Linked DNA regions of Homo sapiens: region 1 is linked to region 2. Evidence: read pairs that join two places in POLR2A ChIA-PET (ENCODE). Cell type or tissue: MCF 10A. All regions are shown on one strand. Links, peaks and the distances in the headings refer to the core of each region. The heading gives the core; the rest is flanking DNA.

Evidence for each region. ChIA-PET counts read pairs that join two places held together with the same protein. Peaks named below come from ENCODE experiments on the same cell type or tissue, not always from the same donor. Only the 100,000 strongest peaks of a DNase experiment are listed, where the experiment ranks them.
Region 1: POLR2A ChIA-PET joins it to region 2 with 11 read pairs; 2 of 35 experiments call an interaction of 5 or more read pairs at or near these places.

Annotation. Positions count from the first base shown.
Region 1 is chr7:96,951,214-96,956,602 of GRCh38, forward strand. The region is part of intron 1 of LOC124901703 (a long non-coding RNA gene); the gene reads left to right. Among named protein-coding and RNA genes, the nearest start is that of DLX6, 52 kb to the right of the region's middle. In MCF 10A, for the core only: no CTCF peak of the experiment used is centred there; a DNase peak (open chromatin) is centred at 3,098.
Region 2 is chr7:96,868,318-96,873,706 of GRCh38, forward strand. No RefSeq gene overlaps it. Among named protein-coding and RNA genes, the nearest start is that of DLX6, 130 kb to the right of the region's middle. In MCF 10A, for the core only: no CTCF peak of the experiment used is centred there; DNase peaks (open chromatin) are centred at 2,064 and 2,824.

The DNA.
Region 1 (5,389 bases), core at 295-5,294, 83 kb after region 2:
TTAATTTTGCTAAATCATTCCCGTCTGGAGATTGTATATTTTAATCTGCCTCTCCAAGCAACACAGAGGTACGGTGTCAGGAAGCTTGATCTCAGAGGCAGGCAAAGAGATGCAAAAGCTATAAAGACCCCAAGGCCCAAGAAAGACAGAAAAGGAACAGGGCGGGGTTGTGCCTAAAATGGCATTAGCCTAAAATTGGCATATGGAGTAACTGGGAAGATGGCACTGGGAGATGTAACATTCTCTCATGGTAAATTTAGGACTTTATCTGTGTTTGTGTTTTTAAAAGTTAATATCCCTTTGAAAGGTCTAAAGATGACTTCCTGGGAAATATAAACTACCCTGAAATTTTACTGGAGAAGACATTCCATAGCAACCAACTTCAAAGTGAGCTAGATTTGTCCATCAGAGATACAAAGGTAATAGAAAAGGGGGGAAAACTGAAATGTGACAAAAACTAAAATATGTGTTGCTTGTGTGACCATGCATTGAAACATCATGACACGATAGCCCATATCAATAGTCAGTTTAAGAGAAAAAAATATCGCCCTGTCTGCATATCCTAACACAGCTCCCAAATAAGTCACTTAGATCTGTTTGGGGACAACTTTGAATTCACATGTTCTAGGTATTGGTTTTAGGTATCATGTCCATATATAGAAAATGGACATGATAATAGTTTCTACCTATAGATTAAATATGAGGCCCAAATGAGAACCAAGCAAATAACGTGCTAAGCATGGTACTTGGAACAGACTAGCTACTCAAAAATTATAACAATTATTATCTAGAAATCTTGCATGATGTGAGAATTTCTTTAATGTAGTGCGATAATGATAACTAATAGCTTCCTCCCCAGAAAAGAACAGCCTTGACCCTAATTTATAATTATTTTGTTTATTTCTCATATTTATATTTTATTTCTCATATATATTTTCCCCTGCTCAGGTTTATTGAGAACTCTATGAATTTAGCCTCATTGCAGCATTGCTCACCACTGTAATAATCCCCTAACAGTATTAGCATTGTGATTTTCATGAAAACAAACAGCAAATATGGTGTGGGCTCACACACAGATCTGCATTGCAACTCTGAATGGGGAAAAAAACCCTTCTGAATGGCATTTCTTGATGTTTTAATCAATATGACCATTTAAAAAGATGATTAAACTATCTATTTATGCTTTTTGCCAATAAAGCAGATGCTGATTATAACAGTTCTGTAACCTCATCACTTTCCTACAAAAATCCTTGCTTAGTTGCATGTGTCTAGTAGCAATGCCATTCTTCCTTAAAACTTAACAATTATGACTCTAGGTTGTTTTGTTTAAGCATCTTTCCATATTAATTATTATTTAGTAGTTATAGGAGCAGTAGAGTAGTTAGCTCAAATGAGAGAACAATTAGTAAATGAAGACCAGAGATTTGTGCAGTGGGTGTGTGTATGTGCATGTGTGCACATGTGTATGCTTAGATGGCACTGGAAATTTTATGCCCTGTGTGCATTTATGCATGTGAAAGACACACATTTACATACAAAAACCACATAATTATTAAGAATCAACAATGGTGCTCTTGATTCTCACTAGAAATCCTGTAAGTCACATGGGAAGTTTTCCTAAGAGTTTAAGGTTAAATCAGAGTCCTGTCTAGTCAATAACTCAATGAATATGTTCTGGCTAGGCTATGAAGATATTCAAAAAATATTGGATTAGTAGAACAAAAATGAAACATAAACAGTGTCAAATCAAAACTGCTGGGGCATTTTTTAAAAGTTCTTTGGCTTGAGTCATTATGTAATCAGAAATAAAGCATTGTTGCTGTTTTCTAAGAGACAGTTGGAGAGCAGAGTGCAGACTGCATCAGCAACACATCAACACTTAAAACAGGCATGGATTGTGAGATTACATATTACAAGTATGAATCAGCTGCACATACTTCTGAATCATTTGCCTTTCTGATCTTTTAGGAATAAGCTGTAGTCAAACCACGGGCTGAGGCCAGGAGTGCCTGGGTGAAGGTGCATATACACTATATATATATACACTATGCACCCTCACCCAGGCACTCCTGGCCTCAGCCCATGGCGCCAACCCCCAGGGAGGAGAAAGGTGTGTACAGTCCCTAGTCTTCCTGTTGACGGAGCAGTCAGGCACATTCTCAGGCTGTCTTGCTCCTTGACAGCACCTCCTCTGTCAGCTGCGATGACACCTGGCTATGCGAAACAGATACTCCGACTCTCCCAAACTCCACAGTTGGGCCTTCCTTACTCAGAACAGGTAGTTGTCTACGTGCATGATTTTGAGGATGTTTTAAAAATGTTCTTGCCCCCAAAATATTACTCCCACCGATTTGAAACATAAGTCCTGGAATTTCACCACTGAAAAATTCACAACTTTAAGTTAAAACACTGCTGTTGTAGAAGCCACTCTTGAAGTATAAAGCCCCTACCCTCCACCCCTGCATTAGGAGGAACAATGTATTAAATCGTTTTTACCTTTTCTGCTCTTATTCTAATTAGATTATCAGATCACTTCCTTTTCCCTTGGAAGGCAGAAATAAATATCCAATGGGAATAGGGCATGATACAGGTAGAATCTGATAAGAAATTTGGCAAACATGAGAAGTGGACAAGGTCCACAGCGTATCAGCTCAGGTAAGGGCCACAACGAAGGGACTCTGGGTAACCAGATTACAAAATTACACCTCTGGGTTGGGTAAGTAAGTGGGGAAAGGGGAGGAGTGGGAGAAGGAGTAGGAGAGAGGAAGAACACTTCCAAAATAGGTAAATGTTGCCAAAGAGCCACTTCCCAGCATTTCCTAAGGCTGGCCCTGCTAGGGGGTAAACCTTCCAGCAAAATACATCCTAAAAAATGTCACCTTTCCCCAGTGAACACATATCCCACCCCCACTCTCTCCTCTGCCTAGTTCCCATACAGAAGGCTTACAGTTGCTGTGGCAGCCTCTAAATTTTTCCACGAACCACTCATGGAACAAAAGTATTTACGGAACCTAGAGTTCTTCAACCAAATAATCATATGACAGATTTCCCAATTCTGACACCTAAGCCTTGGCCTTGGCACATCAATAAATCCCTTTCATGTTGTTAGCTGGAAGACAGTGAGTAAGTCTCTTGAGAATTACAGAGACGTGCACAGGCTACTCAGAGTACCCCTGCCAAAAGAAGATGTAGTGCATTATGGGTAGTTCTTGTCCCTTAGTTAGGAATAGGTCATTATTTTTAATCAGGGAATACATTTTTCTATCTTATGAAATCTTCACCTTCTTTTGGCAGGCCTTTAGTTTTTTAAGAAAGCTGCATATATTTTTAATATATAATATATATGACCTATTAAGATGATCCCAGTACGATTGGTTTCCTGGAAGACTAGAAGCCTGGTCTATCACTCCACCCTCTCCAACCACCTGATGCCATTACTTCCAAGTCATGGAACTTCCCTATGCACTCAAGAACTGCAGGGTTCTTTGGGCAATTTCTCAGGCTGTGTTTCATAAACAGGCCCAGAAACTCCTGGAAATGGAGCTGTCTCAATTCATATGAAAGAAGCCTCTCCAGAGTTTCTTATACATCTCCTAGGAGAGGCAGGGGAGGTAGGATGAAGGGAGTGGAGTTGATGCCTAAGATAGGAAAAGACATAATTATTAGGAGAAATTTCCTTTAGCTTTTCAACCCAGTTCCCTAAGTTAAGAAGGGATTTAGGAGTCCAGTTTTCCTGATACTTTCTTAGTATTAATAAAAGCATGGAATTTGTTTAAATTAACACTAGAGGAGTATCATTGATATTTCAGCATCTGTCAGTGTCTTATAATGAAGCTATGTATACCAATAATAATTTTTAATGTACTTTCATTTTAACTAGAGGAGGAGGAAAAAGAGGGAGAAGAAGAAAAACACACTGAAGCTACTCTGTTTCATTCAATTTAATTTTTCAAGCAAGCTACAAACAAGGATGAAGTCATTATGCATCTATTATCTCAAACATTCATAATGTTTTACTAAGTATATTATTTATTCTCACAGCAACTGTTTCAGGAATGCAAAAACCAGCAGAATTATCTATAGTTCACAGATGAGTTACAAAATAATTAGATAAAAACAATTTAGTTTCCTCACTAGTTGTTTTGTCTTCATAATTCCACATTATTTAAAAGACTTTCTTTTTTTACATCGAGTTGATTGGGTGCTTCAGTACAATAAGGACACAGCCTTAGATGAAAAAAATAGTGGTCAATTTTCCAAAATTAAATAATGAAAAAATGGTGGTGCTGCTACTACCATCAGCCAAGAATATAGTTGTAGAAATATCTTATCAGAAATATCATTCTACTCATCAACTCAAGAAAACCTTTCTTGTGAACCATACAGATTAAATAGTTTTAACAGAGATTATGTCTAAGAAGGCCACCCAAACTCACCTTTCAATTACTCATTCCCTTGTAGCAACTTTAGAGACATTAAGTATCTTAGGCCACAAATACATATGTTACATTGAAATTGAGTACATTTGAGTTTTCTATCCTCTGGGCTAAAATTAGTAGTCAATCACAGACTCTTTCTTCGAGATAATGTTACCAAGGAAAAAATGTCTCTTCAAGATTCTTGTGGATTAGATAGATGAAATTCTCCCTATACAAGGCTAGTGCCTCTGAACAATTTTGATCCTGACCCAGTAAAAATAATCTCTACATTTGGTCTTTGGAATCTGAGGAGGAAAACTAAAACAACTGGTCATTACTGAAGGGGGCTTCAATAATTACTTTAATGGGAGAGAGTGATTTTATGTGAAGGTCTTCGTGACAACTCAGGAAGAAACAAGCAAAAGAAAAACTGTTTTCACAGCTTGTGACAAACCAATACCAATAAATAAGAATGACACCTTGATTGTTTATCCCAGGGACTCTAATACTTAGGTTGACCATATAATTTATCGTCCAAACCAAGATTCATCAGACAGTGAACAGGGTTGCAATTAACAATTATGCTGGAAAAACAGGTGTAAACCAGGACAGTTCAGGCATGCAGGGCTTACAGTTACCTTAGTAATACTGGAAAGGGGGATTGATTATAGAAGAACACTGAGATAGGGCAGGTTTCTAATTAATGTTGAATATGAAGGGGACATCCATAAGGATTTTAATACATGCTCATTTTAACAGTAGCAGTTAGTGACATCCCAGTTATGCCCTCTTTTTACTGATGATGAAATTGATGAGCTTTATCTTGTCAAATGGTAGATTATCTTATATCTCAGGCATATTGGAAGGGACATGGGTTCTTTTTTTAACCCTGGAGATCAGTTATTAGCATAATCATGCCCTTATGACCTGAACATGAATGCCCTTTCCTTAGAGAATAACCTACTTACCTG
Region 2 (5,389 bases), core at 168-5,167:
GGAACTACAGGCGCCCGCCACCATGCCAGGCTTTTTTTTTTTTTTTTTTTGTATTTTTTAGTAGAGACGGGGTTTTACCGTGTTAGCCAGGATGGTCTCGATCTCCTGACCTCGTGATCTGCCCGCCTCGGCCTCCCAAAGTGCTGGGATTACAGGCGTGAGCCACCACGCCCGGCCAATTCCATTTAATTTTTACTCCAATCCTGTAAAACTTAATATTGCACCCACTTTATACATGAGAGAATCTTATCTTAAAGAGGTGAAATAACCTGCCATAGTAACACAGCTAGTAAGTTTCAAAGCTAGGACTTCAACATCAGAGATTCACCTCTTAATCACCCACTACACAATTTCATGCAAATCAGTCCACCTCAGTGGGTTGTATGGGAGAAAGGATTTTGAACAGTTGTGATGAGAAATACAAGGAGAAGGAAGTGGATCTTTTAGTTTTCCTTTTTTAATCAGGTTGGCTACTCGAGTTCAGAAAACAAGGGTCTTAACTTAGCCCTGGTTTCTATGAGGTTAGCAACAACTTTGCTCTTTATTGTTAAAGCAACTGAATAATGGTGCACCTCATTATAAATAGTCTTTGATAGAACATTCAGAAGGAACAAAGGAGTCAGCACTTACATTTCCTGCAAGCAAAAAAAGAAATCTGCCTTCATGAAATTAGGTTACCTGACTATGCTTAAAGCAGGGGCATTCTCTGCTACAGATATTTTTTTAACTGGTAGATTAATTCATCCATAATCCCAAGTTTATTTACATTGAGATCAATTAAACGTACAATCAGGTTTAGATGTTTCTCCTTTATCAACAATAGAAAGAAATTATTTATTCTTGAAATTTGTAATCGAAGAGATTAATACACAGAATGAGGTTGGGATAAACTAGAAACAAAATTGCCAGAAAGCTGATTGATACATAGTCTGCTAGGCTTAAGCCAATTCTATTATTATTGGATTCCAAACAGCATTACTAGCTTACCTACGCAGGTGACTAGTGAACTAAAGAATGAACATGGAAAGTCAGCAAATTATAATACATATATATTTCTTCAGAAGAAGTATGATTCTTAGGTAACCACTAACTTCCTTGCAAAGGACAGCTAAATTCTTCTCATCCCTCTAGCTAGGCTCAAGGTCTCAGAGTGACATTAACTCTCTTTTGTATTATTCTTGGGATCTACAATTTTCCTTACCCAGTAAAACATTACTTGTGGATGGCATATTAGTAAATGGCTTCGTAAACACCCTCTAAATTTCTGGAAGTCCGTTTTTTATTGTTCTAGTCTTTCTGCCATGATTGCTGCTGTTACCCTTTTCTTCCTATTGTACTTTGTGCTGGGTTTGGACTCCCATACACATCTTACCCACTGATTAATGTTCACTGACTTTGTGTGTAAGAGCCATAGCTCTATATTTAGAAAGAGCTGATGCACATCTTTCCCATTGAATATGTGTGTGACCTAAGAAAATTGCATATGTGCCTTTAAGCAACAGTTTTCTCATTTGCAAAATGGGAATAATAATATTATATATTTACTTTTTCATGCCCTAACTCATATTTGCTCATCTTCTGTGGATAATGTCTCTATGATACTAAAAACTTTCCAGCCTAAAAATTCACAGTGCAAGGGCTTGGTTACATACCCATAACCATCCTATTAAGTACTTTTTAAATGGAAGCATTCACAACCACTGTTACATTCTACGTGGTGTATTATCATTAAGTAGCTTCTCCTCTATTTTCACCTTGGTTTTCATTGTTTTCAGGACAGTTTGGAAAAATAAAGGTCTGGTGAGGATGGGGCATATCCAGCTACATTTTAACCAAAGCAGGGAGAAATGGGAGACAAAGCGCAGACTGTTGTCATTGAGGGAAGGGCAGTATCAGGAATTAGATCTCACTGGGAGGCCCCAGCAAGCCTAAGAGAGAGGAGCATGTGAAGTAGAGAGAGGATACCACATAGCAGGAGAAGGAGAGGATGTCCACCCAAGCCTTGTTTTCCTACTAATTTTACCAAAGGCTAGTCCTGACATGAGTAGCAAAACAGCACCAGTAACAATAACAGCAACAGCTGTTTGTTGAGCAAGGGTTGTATTGCTCAACATAACGTGGATTTTTATGGATCGAGTGCTTTATATGGATTATGTTATTTAGTTCTCACCACAGTTCCATGATGTAAGTAATATTATTTTACAGATAAGGATGTTGACAGTAAGGGATGTAAACTACTTGTTCATGTCACACTGCTAATAAATAGTGGCCAGTTGGGGATTTGAAAGCAAGGGAGTCTAATGATAGACTGGATAATTAGTTGCTTTTGCCATAAAATTTTAAATTTCAAAGATTCTATCCTTTTGTCCATAATATATGGCCTCATTTGTCTGCCCATATATCCTGATTTAAGATTCTGAAAATGTAGTCAATATAAGGTTCTGATAAATCAAGGACATAAGCTTCCTGTGCTTTCGCAAGCTTATTTCACAAGAAAGATATACCAACATCCTACATCAAGGCACAGCAACACGTGAAGACCTAGACTGTGATAAAAGAAAAGTCAGCCTCATTCCATTTCCCCCAAAAAGATGGACTGAATTTTCATAGAAAACCATCCAGTACAGAACAAGCAAATAAGCTGAATAAAATATGTAATAATTATCAAATCTGTAGCAAAAGTGAGAAAGGGATCCCTTCCCTCAAGGGCCAGAGAAGAGAAAACAAAACTCTACAGTGGTAAGCAAGCACTGGAGGCAATTTTTGACATATAGGTACATGCTGAAGCTTGCTAGTGAGAGCTGAGTTCCACAACCAGTGTGAGGATTGCATCAGCCCTTGGGGTGATCAGCTGGGCCTGGGGCAATCAAGGCTTCCACCTGGCTAATTACCTTTGCCCAAACACAGCTTCTCTCAGGGCCCTGAGGAGGACTGCTCAGGCAGAATGGTGGTGGTCCCACAGTTCTTGAGGAGGGTGAGCCCTATTAATGTCATCATGCCCTGTCCACTGCCTAAACTCACTGAGTGCAGCCCAGCAGGAACTCCACAACCTGAACATCCACTCCAGCAGCCAACTGCAGACTGACCATTGTGGATAACAATCAGCCTGTGGAGTCGATGGAGGAGATCATAAGCTTGTTGCCCAAGGAACATGGCATGTGTCTTCATCCATGTGTGTTGCTATAAAGGAATACCTGAGGCTGGGTAATTTAGAAAGAAAAGTGGTTTATTTGGTCTATGATTCTGGATAGATCAGGCATCTACATCCTGTGAGGGCCTCAGGCTGCTTCCACCCAGCAGACAATGAAGGGAAGCCAGTTTGTACAGAGATCACATGGCAACAGAAACAAGAGAAAGGAAGAAGGTGCCAAGCTCTTTTTAACAACCAGCTCTCACAGGAACTAATAGAGCAAGAACTCACTCATTACCAGGAGGTTGGCAGGAAGCTATTCATGAGGAATCTGCTCCCATGACCCAAACACCTCCAATTAGGTCCCACCTCCAACATCAGGAATCAAATTTCAACATGAATTTTGAAGGGTCATATATCCAAACTGTAGCAGTATGCAAACCAATATGTAGCTGCTTGAGGGTGTGGAAGGTGGAAAACCAATCAAGGTCTCCTGAAAGACAAAGCTCCAGAAAGTGTGTCTCATCTGTCTTCACTCATAGAGGGTGTTTTAGTCTTCCTGGGCTGCTGTCCCAAATCATCACAAACTGTGTGGTTTAAAACAACAGAGGCCAGGCGCAATGGCTCACGCCTGTAATCCCAACACTTTGGGAGGCCGAGGCAGGTGGATCATCTGAGATCAGGAGTTCAAGACCAGCCTGGCCAACATGGCAAAACCCCGTCTCTACTAAAAAAAATTAGCTGGGTGTGGTGGCAGGCGCCTGTAATCCCAGCTACTCGGGAGGGTGAGGCAGGAGAATCTCTTGAACCTGGGAGGCAGAGGTTGCAGTGAGCCAAGATCACACCATTGCACTCCAGCCTGAGCGACAGAGCAAAACTCCGTCTCAAAAAAAAAAAAAAAACGAAAACAAAAAAACCCCATAAATTTATTCTCTCATAATTCTGGGGGCTAGAAGTCTGAAATCATGTAATCAGCAGGCCATGCTTCCACTGAAACATCTAGGGAAGAATCCTTCTTTGCCTCTTCCACACTTTTGGTGGCTCTCAGCCATCCTTAGCGTTCTTTGGCTTGTAGCTATATCACTCTAATCACTGCCCCCATCATCACATAGCTTCTTCCCTATGCAACTATGTATTTCTTTGTGTCCTCTCCTCTTTTTATAGAAAACCAGTTATTTGATTTAGGGCCCACTTTAATCAGTAGGACGTCATCTTAACTAATCTATTTGTGAAGGTCCCATTTACAAAGTCACATTCTGAGGTTCCAGGTGGACATGAATTTTGGGGGAGATACTTATTCAGCCCAATATGGAGGGTACCTCCGTCTGTCTTTGGCTGACATGCCATTTTTGTGGCATATCACTACTATCCTTTCAAAGTGGCTACTGTGATAATGCCCAAGCAGTCTACAAATTAGAGAAAAGTCTGACTGAACTAGAATTCTTTTTGCACTGCGGCAAAATAACAAAAACTTCAATGTTACACTTGTCCGTGAAAAAAAAAAGAATAGTGATCAGGTTTTTAAATAATATTATTTTTAAAACATGGTTGAAAAGCTTTTGTCACTAAATTATATTTAAAAGTTTCTTGTTAAATATGATTATCAAGCATTTTAAGAGATTATAATTTGAAAGTCCTGATTAGGAATTGCATATAACCATTTCAATCAAAAGGAAAATCTGATTAAAACAATTTGAAACTATTTTGTTTAGAAATTTTCTATTTAATATTTTAAGGTAATATGAATATAAAATTTAATATTTTAGATATTCTTAAATTCTCTGTTTTATTTTACTTATAGCTATCTAACTTAATTATAATGAATGTTTACCCCAAATACATAAAGATATTACCAAATTGCCACCAGTTTTCTACAATGTATTGTATAGATAATGTCATTTTCATTGGTCATCAGTGCCTTATTTAGTTTCGTGGAGGTCATGTTTTCCTGGATGGTCTTGATGCTTGTGGATGTTCATCAGTGTCTGGCCATTAAAGAGATAGGTATTTATTGTAGTCTCCACAGTCTGGGCTTGTCTGTACCAAGTTACCACAACATGAAAAAGTTGTAAAGTGCTGTTACAACCATTAAGGAAAATAAATCAGTAGCAAAAGGAAACATCTTCTCACAAAGAAAATATCAGAACTAAATTATTTTAAAGGGAATGTTTATAAATAATACTTATCTCACATGAAATTTTTCAGTAAATGGAGGAAGGAGTGAATGCTCTCCCAAAATGTTTTGTCAAATTAATATAA